Regions from separate parts of the Homo sapiens genome. Here region 2 is linked to region 1. A link is a loop called in an ENCODE intact Hi-C map of the cell type or tissue named here. Cell type or tissue: heart right ventricle. All regions are shown on one strand. Each heading gives the region's core, and the rest is flanking DNA. Links, peaks and the distances in the headings are about the cores only. Region 1 overlaps CLINT1 (clathrin interactor 1). Region 2 has its middle 57 kb from the start of CLINT1.

What was found. Peaks named below come from ENCODE experiments on the same cell type or tissue, not always from the same donor. Only the 100,000 strongest peaks of a DNase experiment are listed, where the experiment ranks them.
Region 2: a loop joins it to region 1, with 7 times the contacts of the local background. A loop is called at or near these places in 37 of 110 quality-filtered maps.

Annotation. Positions count from the first base shown.
Region 1 is chr5:157,816,727-157,826,182 of GRCh38, forward strand. It overlaps CLINT1 (clathrin interactor 1), which reads right to left. Exons shown (of 12, transcript NM_014666.4): 2 at 717-821; 3 at 8-104. Among named protein-coding and RNA genes, the nearest start is that of CLINT1, 38 kb to the right of the region's middle. In heart right ventricle, for the core only: CTCF peaks have their summits at 4,106 and 4,309; no DNase peak of the experiment used is centred there; H3K27ac peaks cover 3,060 bases.
Region 2 is chr5:157,911,467-157,920,922 of GRCh38, forward strand. No RefSeq gene overlaps it. Among named protein-coding and RNA genes, the nearest start is that of CLINT1, 57 kb to the left of the region's middle. RefSeq lists silencers at 6,579-6,688, 8,201-8,343. In heart right ventricle, for the core only: CTCF peaks have their summits at 4,367 and 6,671 (motif pointing left); DNase peaks (open chromatin) are centred at 4,385 and 6,645; H3K4me3 peaks cover 632 bases; H3K27ac peaks cover 3,659 bases.

The DNA of each region.
Region 1 (9,456 bases), core at 1,049-9,048:
TCCATACCTTATAAACTCTTCTCCAATTCTTTTTGTTGTCTTTTAACATTCGTGACCAAAGCATGTTCATAAGTTCTGGAAATTGTTCATACATAAATGTAGCCCTGAAAAAAGAATCATTCTTTAAGAGTCTGCAATATATTAATTTTGACAGTAGATGGCAGACTTGTTCTAATTTGGTGTTTCCCTGAAGAGTTTTTAAAAATTAATAAACTTAATTCAAAAAATTTAGAAGATATGTACTTCCTTGAAAATGTTTTCCCTATGTTTTATACACTACCTGGCACATATGTAAGCCCCACTAATTAATCAATACTTTGCAATTAATAATTAATTAAATTAATTAATATACTTTGCAAGCTCTTCATTCACTGGTACAATGGCCCAGATGTTCACAGAAAAATTTTTTTGTAACTTTCACTTCAAGTTATTTTATATGCATTTGTCAAAATTTTACATGGTGAGCTACAGTGTATCTCAAAACTTCATTAAAAAAGATACACTGTGAGTTTCTTTTTTGAGCCAAATTTTTAAGGGGAATGGATTGCATAAAACTTTCCACATTAGTATCTGAAACTCTCTACATTACTATCTGAATGATTATGCAAAATTTATATTTTGGCAGCCAAATAGTTTAAATCTGAAAGCAAATTTCATATTTCTGTGTTAAGATGCTTTGATTTTTTTCTGCACTGCTGAGTCAAATTATCACTTACTTGGCAATCTCTCCCATGAGTTGCCCAGAAGGTCCCCAAGGATCATCGTTCGTTGCCTCTCGAACCTTAGACTCGATCTCTGAATAATTCATAACAACATTGGTGCTGTAGAGGAAAAAAATGCACGCACACATGCACAAAGATTAGCATCAAAACTGAGAAACACATGAAAACTTAATAATGACACTACTGGGTGTCCTAATGAGCTACCTCTACAGGATGGGAGAGAAAACATCTTTTGTGCACAAGCTACCCCAAGGACACTATGTAACACACTTAAGTTATCTTTAAGCAGATTTTACTATACCATTAGCCTTCAAGAATACAGATGAGAGATTACATTAGAGCTGGCATTAAGTCCAGTAAAAAATGGCTGAAGGTCAAATTAAAAAAAACAAAAACAAAAACTGAACATGCTGGAGTCTATTATAAAACTAAGTTGTCAGTTTCTTGACCAGATCTGGTTTACATGCAATGCAGGCTTATGTTTCCTGCTTATAGAAATTCTATAAATTAGGCAAAATTATGTAACAGCTGAACAGTATCTATATCACATTTTTAAAAGAATAAATCAAAGATATCTACAGATGTTTAGAACCACTATAAACACTGAACTGTGATCCTTGAGTCTTTTTTCATTTACTCTATCATATGCACTTCTATGTCATATATTCACTGTAACCCTCACTTTTACTGGCTGCATAATATTCCATCAGGAGATTGTACGATGGACACTTAACTTTCCCTTAGGTCTTCAGCAATGATCAAGAACGTGGGCCTCAGGAGTCAGAAAGATCTGATTCCAATCACTTACTATGTGACCTTTGACAAAATTATTTTAATTATCTTAATCTCAGTTTCCTCAACCAATAAATAAGAATACTACCTCAAAGGCTAGCACAGCAAATGGTGTTTATTTAGCACAGTGTCTGACATATAGAAAGTACTCAATATATGTTAGCTATTATTACTATCAAATATAATAACCAACACCAGCCTGGGCAACACAGTGAGACCTGGTCTCTAAAAAAAAAAAAAAAAAAAAAAAAATTAAAAATTAGCCAGACATGTTGGCATGCACCTGTAGTCCCAGCTACTAGGGAGGCTGAGGTGGGAAGATTGTTTGATTCCAGTAGGTCAAGGCTTCAGGGAGCCATGACCGCCCAACTGTACCCCAGCCTGGGCAATACAGCAAGACCCTGTCTCCAAAAAACAAAAGGAAATATATATAAAATAACCATCTATTAGGAGTATTTCAAAACATTATGTAATATTTTTATATGAAAGAATTCACTTCGGAAAAAATCAGATTAAGACATGAGATGGCAAAATATTTGGTTAAAATGGAATTTCTCATGCTTATATGAATTTAAGAATTCAAAGACATTTTGAGAATAAAGACTGCAAAAATGTGACATCCTATAGTAGTATTCATTTGACATCGAAAGCTCCAATTATTACCAAATAATTGTTATAACAGGTGTCTGTGAATATGGTAATTCAATTCTTCCACTTAGCATTAAGTCTTAGAAATAGTGAAAAATCAGAATTTGGTTAACTATTACATGCATATACCCCACTTTTGCTATATGGTTTTTCAGTCATCAAAAACTTCTATTTTTAAAATAAGGAAGGTTTGGTTGAAATTGGCACTCAAATCTCTTAAATATAAATTTCAAATTTATTACAAACACTTCAATTTCTTCATGTTTAAAGAACAAACCAACAAACAGGTTTGGGTCAAATTTTAAAGGAACAATTATGCATTTAAGTGTGACTTGCCAAAAAACTGAATCAATCTGGCTTTCAGATTTAAATTCAGAACACTGTTCTACTATGGAAGAAAAGCAAAATCCTATTATTTTCTTTCAAATCTTGGAGAAAGCTGCCTCCTAAGATATCAATTAATGTGACAAAATAAATATAAATTCCTTCCCCAGGACTAAAATAAATCCACAATCTCCACTGCCCACCCCCCCTTAAAAATGTTAAGACCACTAAGGAATACATTTTCGTTAAAATCCAGTAATGCTTCTATTGCAACAGTTTTATGTATAAATGTAGAAGAACAATTTTCCTCCTAATTTTATCAACCATGGAACCAAAATAAAACTAAGGCAGCCAATAACAGATTCACAATTTAAGATGCCACAAAATGATGAATTTCAGAATGCTTTTGTTTATCCTGGTGGCTGAAGAATGCGTGGCTTAGGCAGTTAAAAGTGTCAAAATGCAGCTGTGAAAATGAACAATAGCAATTAGGATTATAATTCACCCAAGCATTTCATTACCAAGAATGCACTTGAAATCTCTTTGCATTGTTTAATTTGTTGGAGAACAAGATGAAAGAAGTTAATCTCCAGTCCATGTACATGAAATATTTTTACCAGAGCCTTCATAAATGCTGTAGATTTCAGAACACTGCTTTCCTTGTTCAAGCGACAAAGGCCCATGGGTCAAATAAGAAAGGTTCTGTTTCCGTAACCCTTCACAAGATTCTTAGCTGAAGGCCTGTGTGAGTGCTGTGTTTAGAGGGAGAGGTGGCAGAGAGCCAATAATCTAAGAATCTCCTCATTTCTTTGGTTGAAAAACAATGGGAGCCATCAGAACATACTTACAATATAGTTATTAAGTATATCCACAGGAGGATATGGCAAACATAAAACAAAAAAATAACAGAACGCTTACACAAAGAAACCAGATCTATTAGAAGTTATTTTCCAGGCCAGGTGCAGTGGCTCCTATCTGTAATCCCCAGCACTTTGGGAGGATGAGGCAGGTGGATTGCTTGAGCCTAGAAGTTCGATACCAGCCTGGCCAACATGGCAAAACTCCATCACTACAAAAAATACAAAAATTTGCTGGGCGTGGTAGCGTGTACCTGTGGTCCCAGCTTCTCAGGACGCTGAGGTGGGAGGACTGCATAAGCCCAGGAGGTTGAGGCTACAGAGAACAAGACCCTGTCTCCCACTCCCCTCCCCCAAAAAAAGCTATTTTCCAATGAAGCTGTTGCTTTCAGAAACTGCAAAGAACCCCCTCAAGATGAGATTTGATGGCATAAAGAATTCCAAGACAAAGTATTTTAAGCTTCAACTAATTCAGAAACAAATGTAAACTAAAAACAACACTGTATGGTTTGGCCTTATTCCAGGTCATTTAAAAATAACTATTTCTAAAAAGGTAGAAATGGCATTTTAATCCTTCCTTTCTCATGTTTTCTACTGCCCTCAATCTATGCCCTACCCATAATTCCAGTGACCTTTTTTAAAAAAGAAAACAATCCCTCCGTGTTAAAAATAAAAATAAAAATTATGTCCAGATTTGAAAGGAAAAAAATGGCTAGTTTAATTCTGAAAACTTCTGACACAAATGTTTTAAGAATATATCACAGACGCTAGAGGGGGCACTCTCAACGGTTTCTTAAACACACACACAACAATCCAGACAAAGGTCTAGAATTTGATCTGCAAACAAAATTACAGAAAAAGACACCGCCCCTCCCCAATAAATTTCATACCATTTAAACTAACACTACAGTCAAACAAGTGACTTACGGACTTTCACCAATCCTAAATTGAGATTCCTAACTTGAAATTTTAAAAAATTATCTCTTTACACTTAGTTGTTGTTTTTTTTAAAGTACCGGCAACCATTATTATGACCTTCTGTTGAAGGCTCAAAGTCTTTGGATACAGGCTTTTCTACTTACATTTCCTTTCATGTAATTATCATTATAACACTTAAAGGTAACCAAGAATACTTTGATAACACCAAAAAAATTTTCTGTATATTATTTTAAACCAGTCTGACAGTAATACCAAAAGAAAACTTGACCCACAAAATATCTAATGATTTTTAACATTTCTGCTGTCACCATCAATAACTACCTTTTATTTCCAGATTTTTATCTGTATTTAATTTCTGCAAACATAAACAGACATGAGATGTAATAATGGAGGGAAAGTAAAAGAAGAAAAATAACTTTAAGAAATGCTGCTGTTTCACAAGAGAACATAAACCAGGAAAAAAAATGTTGCTGTAATTTTTACATTTCTTCACTAGTTTAAATAGTATCTGTAATTTTCAGAACAATCTAATAGTCACCAGAAAGTACAAAATGAGCCCTTCTCACATGTGTTCTATCTAGGCTTACTCAACATATTAACTTTCTCTTTGCTTAAAACAAGAGTCTTGAAAATGAGTGACTTGAAGAGTAGGTTTCTCTGTCCTGATAAAGATAGGTAATTACTAGGATCACACTGTTTAAATGTAACAGTTACAACTACTGGGTAGTTCAGCAGTATAACTGGCTAACAATACCAAATCTTAACGGACTCTAATATTAGGCCAAAAAGAAAGTTAAGAGAGGGAATGAAAGATGGAAGGAATCACCAAAGAATGAAGAATACAAGAATAAAATCCATAGACACAATCATTATTGTTTATGAAACTGTTTGTTGTTTCCAAAGTGCTTTTACTCATTTTCACATTTGCTTCTCAGAACACTCCAGCAACTTCACTCTGCACAACTCAGCAACACTGACTCACTAGATCTTTAGTGCCAACTGCGAGAAGTTACCATCCTCAAGTTTTGCACACATGCTTTGATATGGTTTGGCTGTGTCCCCACCCAAATCTCATCTTGAATTGTACTCTCATAATTCCCACGTGTTGTGGGAGGGACCTGTTGGGAGATAATTTGAATCATGAGGGCGGTTTCCCTCATACTGTTCTAGTGGTAGTGAGTAAGTCTCACAAGATTTGATGGTCTTTTTTTTTTTTTTATACTTTAAGTTCTAGGGTACATGTGCACAACGTGCAGGTGTATACATGTGCCATGTTTGTATGCTGCAACCGTTAACTCGTCATTTACATGAGGCATATGTAATGCTATCCCTCCCAAGATCTCATGGTCTTATCAGGGGTTTCTGCTTTTGCCTCTTCCTCATTTTCCCTTGCTGCTGCCATGTAAAAAGTGCCTTTCACCTCCCGCCATGATTCTGGGGCCTCCCCAGCCATGTGGAACTGTGTCCAATTAAACCTCTTTTTCTTCCCAGTCTTGGGTATGCCTTTATCAGCAGCATGAAAATGGACTAACACATGCTTCTAGAGCTATGTAAACACAGCCAGTATTCAGTTAGTCAAGGGTCAACTATTCAGTTTGTAAATTATTAGTGTTCATCGTAGCCCTCCTCTTTATTCTCCATTTTCTGCTTATTTGACTACTTGACATTCAGATAATATCAAATTATTTTACTTGGTAAGTTTCAGTCCAGTTTTTAGAGGTAGAATTGATTAAAAGCTAAAATGAGGCTTTTACTTACAGGCAGTCAATACTTCTTATCTACATTAAGAATCATCAGTAAAATAATTAACAAGAAAAAACTTGAGCAGTCCTTGTTGGTATTTTTTCCTCTTAAAAGTTCAAGAATATGCTTTGCTAAAACAAAACTATACACCAAGAGAAAAGGTAAAGTATAGGTATAATGTGGTACTAACTGCTAACAAAGGAATAAGGAGTAAAGTGAAACAGATTGAGAAGTATTTTTCCCAGTTTGCCTTTTAAATTTTATTCCTTTAAAAAAAAACTGAAGTCAAATGAATCTATATTTTTTATATGGTTTCTCTTTGTTTTAAGCTTATTGTCAAGATTTCACTCATCCTGAGATCAGGCAATCTTTTATTTGAGACCTCTAAATGTGTTCTGACGTACGCATGCATACACACACCCATACTAAGATAATTTAAAAGACAGAAACATCTGGAGACAGAAATAAACATAACTTAGTTCCAAGCAACAGTTTTAAATAATGTTTTTCTTTATATTAATACTCTCCTGTATTTTCCAAATTTTTTCAAAGTATTATATTGTAACCAAGGTTAAACTACTAAAGGCCATTAAAAATATAAGTACTGTATCATCATTAGCTACATTTTAACTATTTATAGGCAAGTAAACATCATGGTAGACCACATGAATATTATCTGTACTTCCAATATCTTGTTTTATCAGGTTAATAAGTGCAGCAAACAGTAACTAAAATATATACATACAGACTAAAATATGTACACCAAGTGCTATGTATGCAAAACCACAGAGAACAATTTAAGTACCCAATTTTGGAATTAATATGATTTTTTAAAACTGTTAGGGATGAATAATTCTTGACATCAAAATCTGTATTTAAAAGTCACCTTTTATCCTCAATGCCACAAAGGTTTCAGAAAAGATACTTTTATAAATTAAATGCTCTTATTAAGTATAAATCTTCTTAATAATTTTTTTAACATAAAACACCCATAAAATTAACATTGTAGAATAGGGGTACCCAACCCCCGGAGTTGCGGACCGGCCTGTTGGGAATGGGGCTGCATGGCAGGACATGAGCAGTGGCGAGCGAGCGTCACTGCCTGAGCTCTGCCTCCTGTCAGATCAGTGGTGGCCTTAGGAGCGTGAACCCTGTTGTGAACTGTGCATGTGAGGGACCTAGGCTGTGTACTCCTTATGAGAATCTAATGCCTGATGGTCTGAGATGGAACAGTTTCATCCGGAAACTATCCTCCCCAACCCCTGGTCTGTGCAAAAATTGTCTTCCACAAAACTGATCCCTGGTGCCAAAAAGGTTAGAGACCACTGCTGCAGAAGACAGTTTCCTCAGGTAACAAAAGTCTTAAACCAGAAACATTTGGTCTTTCTTTTTATGTTTCCATCCATAACATTAGATAAATAGTTTTAAGAATAACTCTAGAAGCTAGATAATGAACCTTGTGATATTCATTTTTTATCAGGGGATAGCCTCCACCACATTACCCTTGTTTGCAAGTTGAACATTTTATAGGTTCAATACTCGTATTTTAATATCAAGTTATATTTCATTACAGTCCTGTGAACAGTATCAAATGTACTGTCAACGGCCAAGAAGCCTACTATTCCTAAATTCAACAGGTAGATTACTTTCATTGTTAACGAAATATCTGAGGCTCTATAGAAATGATGTGGGGAGGTGGAAAAACTCATTCGTCCACATGGTGGGATATTCACCACCCATCAGAAAAAAAAGTCTCTCACTGATCTGCAAATGAAAATGAAATACAATGCAATGAAAAAGTCTTAACACAAGCGACAACATAGCGCAGTAGAAGAGATAATTTTGCTATAGTAAACATGTTATAAAATAGCCATGCTGTTAAAGCAATAATAAACCATAGTACTCCCTCCATATTGCAAGAATTCCAATAAAATAAAGTTTGGAAAAGTACAGAAGAAACAAATATCACAATCCTGGACACTTCCTCTAAAGAAACTCACTCCAAATCCCACAACTAGTAAATGGCATATTTAAAAACTATTAGGTCTTTTAATTCCAAAGCCCATTTTCTATTATGTCACACTGTACTAAAATCATAGAATATAATCTGGTCTAAGATGACATCAAATGTAGCATCACAAATTATGCTACAGAAGAGCTATATGCCAAATAAATATTTAAAAAGATATATTCTCAGTCATGGAAATTACATTTTCTTTGGTTTTAGTAAATATTAAATACAAATCATCTAACTGAAAGGGAGGAAACTGATGTCTCTCCTCTTAAACATGTACTTTTAAAAGTAAAGAAAATACCAGTTTGATTAGGGAAAAACTGAAATCAGAGACATCTAAAATCTGAAGCTCTCTTACCCATTCTGCAATAACAAGATTTCGGAAAAGAGTAACCTAGTTATTAATACTTAAAACATATAACCTATTCAATCCAATGATATCATATGTATATGGGATGCATATTATTTATGGCTTCAACTATGTACACAAATGACTATGCTGGATTATGCATCTTCTGTTTTCCTCTTTACTTTTCAAGAGGGAACTCTAAATTTCTAAATGCTGAAACACAAAACTTTGCTTTTAAAAATAACCATCAGGAATTTGCACAAAAATATTATACCCTATCTTTTAGCTTTCTCAGTCAAAAAAAAATTACGATCAAATGAGTAAAAAGCAGCTTACTACCAGGCTTTGAAGGAGGAGGGGAGCCCCATAATACTTTTTAAATCTATTTAAAATAATTCTGGATACTCAAAGATCAAGTTAGTTACTATAACTGAGAACCTAAAATACCTTTAAAACATGGCAAACTGCCTAAGTCCAAACTCTAGCTGCCTGTTCGTATGAGATTAAAATTACAGAAAATGCTGTCTTAATGTTCAAAAACACCACTTCCAATTTTTTCCTCCTGACATGATGTAAGACCATAGAAACTGGTATAACTATTTTTAAAATTATAATTAAGTTGTCAGAAAATTAAGGACTGTATTCTTTTTTTAAACCAATGCTACTCTCACATCAATTCTACTTCCAAATTCTTTGTTTCATTCTGACTAATGCTGGCCTTCAATTTCAATAATCGTTGAATCCAGTATTATCATGAAGGCAGAGAAATGAACCACAGAATTGTAATCACTCTTGGTGTTTTAATACTACTGAACATTGCTGATTGATATGGCTGAATATTCTTGTAACCTTAATTCAAATTTTTACACTGTATTTGTACTACTTATAGATAAAATAGATAAATATTATGGAACTGTTTTATATGTAAGTGTTTTTCAGTTTGAGGAAGAAGGGAGAGGAGGAAGGGGGAGCAAGTGAAACACCAAACAATACTCTGCAAGTAGGAAAATTCAAAAAGCTGTAAGAACTCCTAACATTCTCGGAAGATTAAAGACCCTTGTGTGTATC
Region 2 (9,456 bases), core at 992-8,991, 95 kb after region 1:
TAGAAGGAGCAGTGGTGGCCGGGCGCAGTGGCTCAAGCCTGTAATCCCAGCACTTTGGGAGGCCGAGGAGGGTGGATCACCTGAGGTAGGGAGTTCAAGACCAGCCTGGCCAACATGGGGAAACCCCGTCTCCACTAAAAATACAAATATCAGCCGGGCGTGGTCACGGGCGCCTGTAATCCTAGCTACTTGGGAGGCTGAGTGATAAGAATCGCTTGAACCAGGGAGGCGGACGTTGTAGTGAGCCGAGATCGCGCCACTGCACTCCTGCCTGGGTGACTAGAGCAAAACTCCATCTCAAAAAAAAAAAAAGGAAGAAGAAGAAGGAGCAGTGGTGATAGTGATAGTAATGACAGTGAGGGACTGATGACTAGAACTCTCGCTTCCATTTCTCCTGGACTGTATCAGCACCCATGCTCAGAGAGGAAGCCACAGACATGGTGGCAATTCTCACTGACCTCAGTGTGTGGGGCTCTAAGGTGGATTTAGAAAAATAAAAACATGGGCTGGGCATGGTGGCTCACACCTGTAATCCCAGCACTTTGGGAGGCCAAAGTGGGCGGATCACTTGAGGTCAGGAGTTTGTGACCAGCCTGGCCAAGAGGGTGAAACCCCGTCTCTACTAAAAATACAAAAATTAGCTGGGCGTGGTGGTGGGAGCCTGCAATCGCAGCTATTCGGGAGGCTGAGGCAAGAGAATCGCTCGAACCTGGGAGGCAGAGGTTTGTGGTGAGCCGAGATCCTGCCATTGCACTCCAGCCTGGGCAACAAGAGCGAAACTCCATCTCAAAAAAAAAAAAAAAAAAAAAAAGAGCCGGGTGTGGTGGCTCATGCCTGTAATCCCAGCACTTTGGGAGGCCGAGGCGGGTGGATCACCTGAGGTCAGGAGTTCAAGACCAGCCTGGCCAACATGGTGAAACCCCGTCTCTACTAAAAAATACAAAAATTACCTGAGCATGGTGGCTTGTGCCTATAATCCCAGCTACTCGGGAGGCAGAGACAGGAGAATCGCTTGAACCTGGGAGGCGGAGGTTGCAGTGAGCCGAGATGGTGCCACTGCACTCCAGCCTGGGAGACAAGAGTGAAACTCTGTCTCAAATAAATAAATAAATAAATAAAAGCATATGACCTTGCTCAAACCTGAAGTCCTGAGTCACCTACTCATTAAAGTAACTTTCATATAGACTTCAATTTATAAATTATAATGCAAGTATTAGCAAGCTCCTAGTCATATGCCAAAGAAAACTGGCATAGGAGTAACCTTCCCCACCCCACTGCCCTAGCTGAAACACCTGATTGTGGGTGTTACTGGCTTTCTCACTTCCTTCTCTGTGTACACGCAGTCTCTAGTACCGAGAGTACCCTATGTACTGGCAGGGTCCCAGAGAATGGAAGGACACAAAAGAGAGTCTCGGATGGGTGCCTTTGAAAGGCTGCCGAGCCTGGATGATTGCATTTCCTGATGGTGGTCCGGATGTTTCAGTAGGCACTATATCTTTTTCTAGTAATGGCTATCCAGATTTTTGGCTGTTATCAACTCTGCTGCTGCTACTGTCACACACCTGGTCTTCACAAGAGAATGTCACCGCACCCTTTGCATGACCCCATCCACCTATCACACCCGTTTCTCCTTGTAAGCCTCAAAAACCTCCAAGGAGGGAGCAAGTTGCCACCTGCTGCACTGCCCTCCACCAGCTTGACTGGTTTTTCCTGCTAAGGCAACGCAGTCCTTCTGCGTCTGAGGCCCTGGTGACCCATGGAGACCTATGTAGTTAGCAGCCATAGGACAAAAAACTCGAGTTTGGCAGGCAAACAGTAAAATAGGTCTTTTCAAGTGATTCTGAGAACCTGAAAAGTGACTTTGTTGTAAAACCTGTGATTTTCCTTTCTCCTTTCCAATGAGTTGGATTTTTGAACTATACTTAGTATTCAGAACTCAAAGTACTCTCTGTTCTCATTGCTTGCGAATGTATTACAAAGTGAACCCTTTCTCCCAGTAAGGGGCAGAGGGTTTTTGAAGAACCCTGCTGCTGTCCTTCAGATGGTAATCATATTTGACACACTTCAACTGGCCATCGTCACACCAGGTTCTAAATACATTTCTGAGCAAAGAAAAGGAAAAAACTATTCTCTTACTCTTTAAAAAAATATACAAAAGTTATTAATTTAGTTCCAGCCTTCTCTAGATAAAAATGATTGCTATAGAAAGTGAGGCAAGAAACTAACACCTACTATGTGCCAGGGGCTTAGCATGCACACTCTTACTTAATCCTCCAGAAGGCGGGCTTGACAGGCTGCTATTGATGTCTGGCAGGCTCTCATTAATTAACACAGCAGGAGCTCCAGAGGAGCCACACCAGAAGCTACAAGGCCTATTGAGTTGCCCAACGTCACTTATGCCATATTCTATTGCTTCAAGCAGGTGATGAGGCCAAGCCAGATTCACAAAGTGGGGAAACAGATTCTGCCTGTGTATATACTAGGGCTGGGTGGAATTATTGAGGCTAGCTTTGCAAATCAGTTAACACACTGGACCTGAATAAAAAAGAGTAATGAAATCTGGCTTGTGCCTAGCGCCAAAGGTGTAATATTAAATGAAATAACATTCACAAAGTGTCTTGAGCCACTTTACAGAAAAGTGCTGTGCAATTAAGGTGGAGGTGCAAATTTCTACTATAAACAGAAGTAGTTTTTGTTTGTCATCATGATGTGTAAAATCAATTAGGTGGATTTAATCTGATTTGGAAGGTATGTTTGCAATGATCAGATAGAATACAGGCAATATTTATTCGGCATACATGCGATTCACTGCGAAGAATTCTGGAGAAGTCATTCAATAGAGCAGCTGAAATTGAACTGAGGCACACAGCCGGCTGGCTGGGAGGAGGTGCCAAAGGATTAAGATGCTGTGGGCAGGGTGAACAAATTGGCTTCAAATACGAGACCCAAATTGAGAGTCAAAAGAATGGATGCTCCTAATGACAGGTGTTGATTTGCAACTGAGCTGCTTCTCACATAAACAACCCTGAGAAGCATAGACCTAGGTGGGTAACAGCCAAGATTTGTTTATCTAACAAAGGTTAATGATTCTCCAAGCCACACCAGGTAGACATGCTAGTTATTAGTGTTTATTGTTATTTCCTTATCTCTAAAGGCGTTAAGTCTCTGACTGTTAGCTGGGATAAACTGGACTTTATGTCTCCATGAGGTTTGTGTCTTAGAATGGCTTTGGTGTGTCTGTTTCCGGGTGATAGATTCAGAAAATGGCCAAGGGAACACTGCAACTGATAGGAGAGGGATGGAAAAATCCCTGAACTTAAAATACTGCACCCAGAAGAGGAATGGCAGTGATATCAGATTGGGATGTAGAAGACTTTGCTTTATTTTTTTATTTTATTTTATTTTAGAGACAGAGTTTCGCTCTTGTTGCCCAGGCTGCAGTGCATTGGCACAATCTTGGCTCACTGCAACCTCCACCTCCCGAGTTCAAGCGATTCTCCTGCCTCAGCCTCCCGAGTAGCTGGGATTACAGGCGTGTGCCACCACGCCTGGCTAAGCTTTGCTTTACTCTCCCTCTGCTACTCACCAGCTATGCAACCTTAGATGTTTCCCCCTTCACCCCCGCAGCAGGTAGTACGTCCGTGGTTCTCTTGAATCTAATGACTGAATTCCATCTCTCCTACCATTATCCAGGTCTTTATCAACTGTCTTTATTTTTTATTTTAGAGACAAGGTCTTGTTCTGTCACCCAAACTTAAGTGCAGTGTTACTATCTAGCTTGCTACAACCTCAAACTCCTGGGCTCAAGCAATCCTCCTACCTTGCTTTGGCATCCTGAGTAGCTGGGATTACTGGTACACACCACCACATCTGGCTATTTTTTTTAATTTGTATTTTTTGTTGAGATGGTATCTTACTATGTTGTTCAAGCTGGTCAGCTACCTTTTGGGTTAAAGCAATGCCTGTCTAGAGTTCATATCCGATCATGTCACTCTTCCATGGCTCCCCATTTCCTCTCCAACTCCTGAGGTTGGCACACAAGACTTTTCATGATTTGGGCCTGTCCGTCTCTCTTGGTTGACATCTTGCCAATCCTCTCTCTCTACAGTAGGTTGATTTGGAGGCCAAAAAAAAAAAAAAAAAAGACCAAATTCTCCCTCCTTGTGTTCACATGATTTGCAAAAATGTTGTGCAGCTTCTCTCATCAAGGGGTGGAGTCTATTTCCCTGCCCCTTGACTCTAGTCTGGCTATGTGACTTGCTTTGGCTTTTTAAATACACTGGAAGTGGTCCTGTGTCAATTCTGGGCCTAGGTCTCAAGAGGTCTGGAGTACTTCTGCTCTCTCTTGGAACCCTGCCACCACCGTGTGGACAGGCCAGGCTGCTGGAGAATGGGAGCTGATTTGGAAGACAGCCCAGTCGTCACAGCCAAGGCTATCCTAGACCAGTCTACAGCTAGCGGATGCCTAGGCATGCAAAAGAGAGCCGCCTGCCCAGCTCTCAGCTGACTGCCAATACATGAATGAGCCTAACTGAAACAAGAACTGCTCAACTGACCCATAGACTCATGAGCAACAATAATGCTGTTATTATTTCAAGCCACTGAGTTTTGCCATGGTTTGTTATATAGCAATAGCTAATTGGTACACCCTTAATTCCATTTCTGTACACTGTGGGCTCTAGCCAGGCTACATCTTTTGCCGTTTTCTGTGTGTACCATCCTCATTTTTACCTTTTGGCCTTTGAACAGGTGGGTTCCTCTGGCTGAGATGCTCTTATCTTCCAATTTTACACTCTGCTTGGCTAAAGTGTATTCATGTTTCATGATTTGGCATAGATGTGTCTTCTTCCAGCAAGTTTTGCTTCTCTCTCATCATGACTAGGTTAGCTGTCACTGCTGGCAAAAGATCCCTTCTGGACCTAACTCTAGTGAGGCTCCTCTAAATCCTGTAGGCCTTGAGCTTCAGTGTCCATCCTTGCTGGACTCACATCACTCAGTTTTAGCAAGAATCTTGTTAAGTTAGCGCAGTGGTTTGAATGTGTCCCCAAAAGTTCATGTGTTGGAAACTTAATCCCCAATGCAGCAGTGTTGGGAGATGGGGCCTAATAAGAGGCGATTTGTTCATGAGGGCTCCACCCTCATGAATGGATTAATGCTGTTATCACAGGAGTGCTTTTGTTATCATGAGAATGAATTTATTTAAAAAGTGAGCTCAGGCTGGGTGCAGTGGCTCACGCCTATAATCCTAGCACTTTGGGAGGCTGAGGTGGGTGGATTGCCTGAGCTCAGGAGTTCAAGACCCACCTGGGCAACATGGTGAAATCCCGTCTCTACTAAAATACAAAAAAAAAAAAAAAAAAAAAAAAAAAATTAGCCGGGCATGGCAGCGTGTGCCTGTAGTCTCAGTTACTCGGGAGGCTGAAGCAGGTTAATTTCTTGAACCTGGAAGGAGGAGGTTGCAGTGAGCCGAGATCGCGCCACTGCACTCCAGCCTGGGTGACAGAGCGAGACATCCGTCTCCAAAAAAAAAAAAAAGAAAAAAAAGTGACCGCAGCCTCTTCTCTTGCCTTTTCACCTTCTGCCATGGGATGATGCAGCAAGAAGGCCCTTTCCAGATGCGGGCCCCTTGACCTTGGACTTCCCAGCCTCCAGTACTGTAAGAAATATTTCTTTTCTTTCCTTTTTTTAAATTTTTTTGAGACAGAGTCTTGCTCTGTCACCTAGGCTGGAGCGCAGTGAGATAATCATGGCTCACTGCAGCCTTGACCTCCTGGTCTCAAGCAATCCTCCCACCTCAGCTCCCTGAGTAGCTGGGACCACAGGTGTGTGCCACAATGCCTGGCTAATTTTTTATTTTTAGTAGAGACAAGGTCTCACTATGTTGCCCGGGCTAGTCTTGAACCCTTAGGCTCAAGCAATCCTCCTGCCTCAACCTCCCAAAGTGCTGGGATTACAAGTGTGAGCCACTGCACCCAGCTATTTCTTTTCTTTATAACTTACCCAGTCTGTGGTATTCTGTTATAGCAACACAAAATCAACTAAGACAGTAAGTTTACAGAGAATCCTCACCCTTGATATCTGATCACCCTGGCCTGCCTTTAGCAAGAATCCTGTTAGGCTAATTTAGCAAGAATTATCCTACCCTCCTAGTGATTTCCCATCCATTCATGCCTCTGCCCTGCTTCTTGGCCAAAATCCCCATTTTTTTGTTGTTGTTGTTGTATTTGGAGTTGTGCCCAATCTCCCTCCCCTACTACAAAACCCCATTACAGTAGTCTTTTGAATAAAGTGTTCCTTATCAGGATCAAAATAATTCTTTTTATTTACCACTGTCATGCAGCCACCCAACAGGTTAATTTGCCACTGGCCAGATACAGACAATTTATCAAGACAGGAATTGCAATATAGAAAGACTTTAATTCACACAGAGCCGGTTGAATGGGAGACCAGAGTTTTATTATTACTCAAATCAGTCTCCCTGACAATTCAGAGACTGAGGATTTTAAAGGATAATTTTGTGGGTAGGGAGCCAGGGAGTGGGGAGTGCTGATTGGTTGGGTGGGAGACAAAAATCATAGGAAGTCAAGGCTGTCCTCTTGTGCTGAGTCAGTTTTTGAGTAGAGGCCACAAGACCAGATGAGTCGGTTTACTGGTCTGGGTGGCGCCCTCTGCTGCATCAAAATGCAGGGTCTGAAAAGTACCTAGAGCACTGATCTTAGGTTTTACAATAGTGCTGTTATCCCTGGGAGCAATTAGGGAGGTTTGGAATGTTGTGGCCTGTGGCTGCATAATTCCTAAACCATAATTTCTAATCTTGTGGCTAATTTGTTAGTCCTACAAAGGCAGTCTGGTCCCCAGGCAAGAAGGGGGTTTGTTTCAGAAAAGGGGTGTTATCTTTGTTTCAGAGTTACACTATGAACTAAGTTCCTCCCAAAGTTAGTTTGGCCTATGCCCAGGAATGAACAAGGATAGCTTGGAGATTAGAGGCAAGATGGAGTCAGTTAGGTCAGATCTCTGTGACTGTCATAATATTCTCACCGTTACAATTTTCACAAAGGTGTTTTCAATGTTCTCTCATAGCATCTTGCCTTCGTCTCTTCTTTCCACTTGTTATGCTGTATTGTAATTTCCTGTCCACTCATCTTGTCAGCAGCAGCAAATCCATACCTCAGAAGATAAAATTTGACCGAAGGGCACAAGGCAGAGGGAGAAACCGAGGGAAGTTTTAGAGCAGGAGTGAAAGCTTATTAAAAAATTTTAGAGCAGGAACAAAAGAAAGTGAAGTACATGTGGAAGAGGGCCAAGCGAGCGACTTAAGAGATTCAAGTCCATGGTTTGACTTTTGACTTGGGGTTTTATATACTGGCATGCTTCTGGGTTCTCGTGTCTCTTCTCTGATTCTTCCCCGGGGGTAGGCTGTCTGCATACACAGTGGCCTGCCAGCACTTGGGAGGGGCCACATGCTCAGCGTGTTTACTGAAGTTGTGCACTGCCTCACTTGAGGCATTCTTCCTAACTAGTTGAGTGTTCCCAGAGGAAGGTCATATACCAGTTAAACTCCACCCTTTTGCCTCTTAGTGCACATATTTGAGCCCACTCGCCCAACTCCTGAGATCTTATCAGGGGAAGTGGCTGATCACCAGCTTCAGGTGTTTTCTATGTATTGCGAGACTGCTTTTCCCTGCCACCAGCTGCAGCTAATTACTACGTTAGAGAAACAGTTTAACAACTGCCTCACCATCATCTGATGGTGGTGGTTGATGGGCTGGGCGCTCTCCTGCCCTGCTCATATCTGCCTGACTGCCTACTCTAACAACCTGACTTCCTTTTCTCCCTTAACTTCCTGAAGGAAAGGGTGTGTCTTGTTTAAAGTAACATTGCCTGAGCGTAGCAGAGTGTCTAGTGTATAGTAGGTGTAGCAGGACAAGCCGCAGACAAAACTCCTCAGACACCGAGTTAAAGAAGGAAGGGGTTTATTCAGCCGGGGGCATCGGCAAGACTCCTGTCTCAAGAGCTGAGCCCCCCAAGTGAGCAATTCCTGTCCCTTTTAAAGGCTCACAACTCTAAGGGGGTGCGTGTGAGAGGGTCATGATTGATTGAGCAAGCAGTGGGTACGTGACTGCGGGCTGCATGCACCGGTAATTAGATCAGAACAAAACAGGATAGGGATTTTCACAGTGCATTTCTATACAATGTCTGTAATCTATAGATAACATAACTGATTAGATCAGGGGTCGATCTTTAACTACCAGGCCCAGGGTGCGGCACCGGGCTGTCTGCCTGTGGATTTCATTTCTGCCTTTTAGTTTTTACTTCTTCTTTCTTTGGAGGCAGAAATTGGGCATAAGATGATATGAGGGGTGGTCTCCTCCCTTATAGGAACTCACTATAACTTTGTCAATGATCAAATTATTCTACTTCCTTAGGTTTCAGTTTCCTCACCTATAAAATGTAAGGGATAAAGAGAATCGAGATGCCAGTAGGTTTGTATTGTATGCTGACTTTGATCCATTGGTTCTGACTGTCCACAGCTCCATACTGAGAAGGATTATGTGACTGTGACTGCAGTTATAGGGAAGGAGTGTCACGATTAATTAGCTGTAACTGCTACGGTCAGGAAATAAGAAGTGACAGCAAACTGCCAAATATCTGCCAATCTAGAGGAAGATGATTTATCTGGCTCCTGCGAACATCAATCTTGCTCAATCCAGCCATGTCTGCATTATATATTGTGCCAATGAAGAGAAAAACCAAATGTGAAACTGACTAGCTGCCAAAGTTAATGTCATTTGCTGTGGGAGAGACCAGGTGCTTGCCAATCCATTTTCTTTTCACCAATCCACTTTCAGCACACAGCTGGATTATGTTTTTCCAGCCCCTTTGCATTAAGTTTGGACCACAGAGTAGCTACCCACAATGTAATGTAAGCTGCAATGATGATGTAACAGCTCAATGGGTTCTTCTTGCCTGCTGCCCAGATGGAGCTGATTTATCAAAGCAGGGAAATTGCAATGGACAAAGAGTTTAATTCATGCAGAGCTGGCTGAACAGGAGACCAAGGTTTTATTATTATTCTAATCAATCTCCTCCAATGTTTGGAAGTTAGGGGTTTTCCTTTTCTTTTTTCTTTTTTTTTTTTTTTGAGACGGAGTTTTGCTCAGTTGCCCAGGCTGGAGTGCAGTGGCGCAATCTCGTCTCACTGCAAACTCCGCCTCCCAGGTTCAAGTGATTCTCCCGCCTCAGCCACCCGACTAGCTGGTATTACAAGCACTGGACATCATGCCCGGCTAATTTTTGTATTTTTAGTAGAGACGGGGTTTCAGCATGTTGGCCAGGCTGGTCTTCAACTCCTTACCTCAGGTGATCCACCCGCCTCGGCCTCCCAAAATGCTGGGATTACAGGTGTGAGGCACCACTCTCTGCCAGGTTAGAGGTTTTTCAAAGATGGTTTGGGGA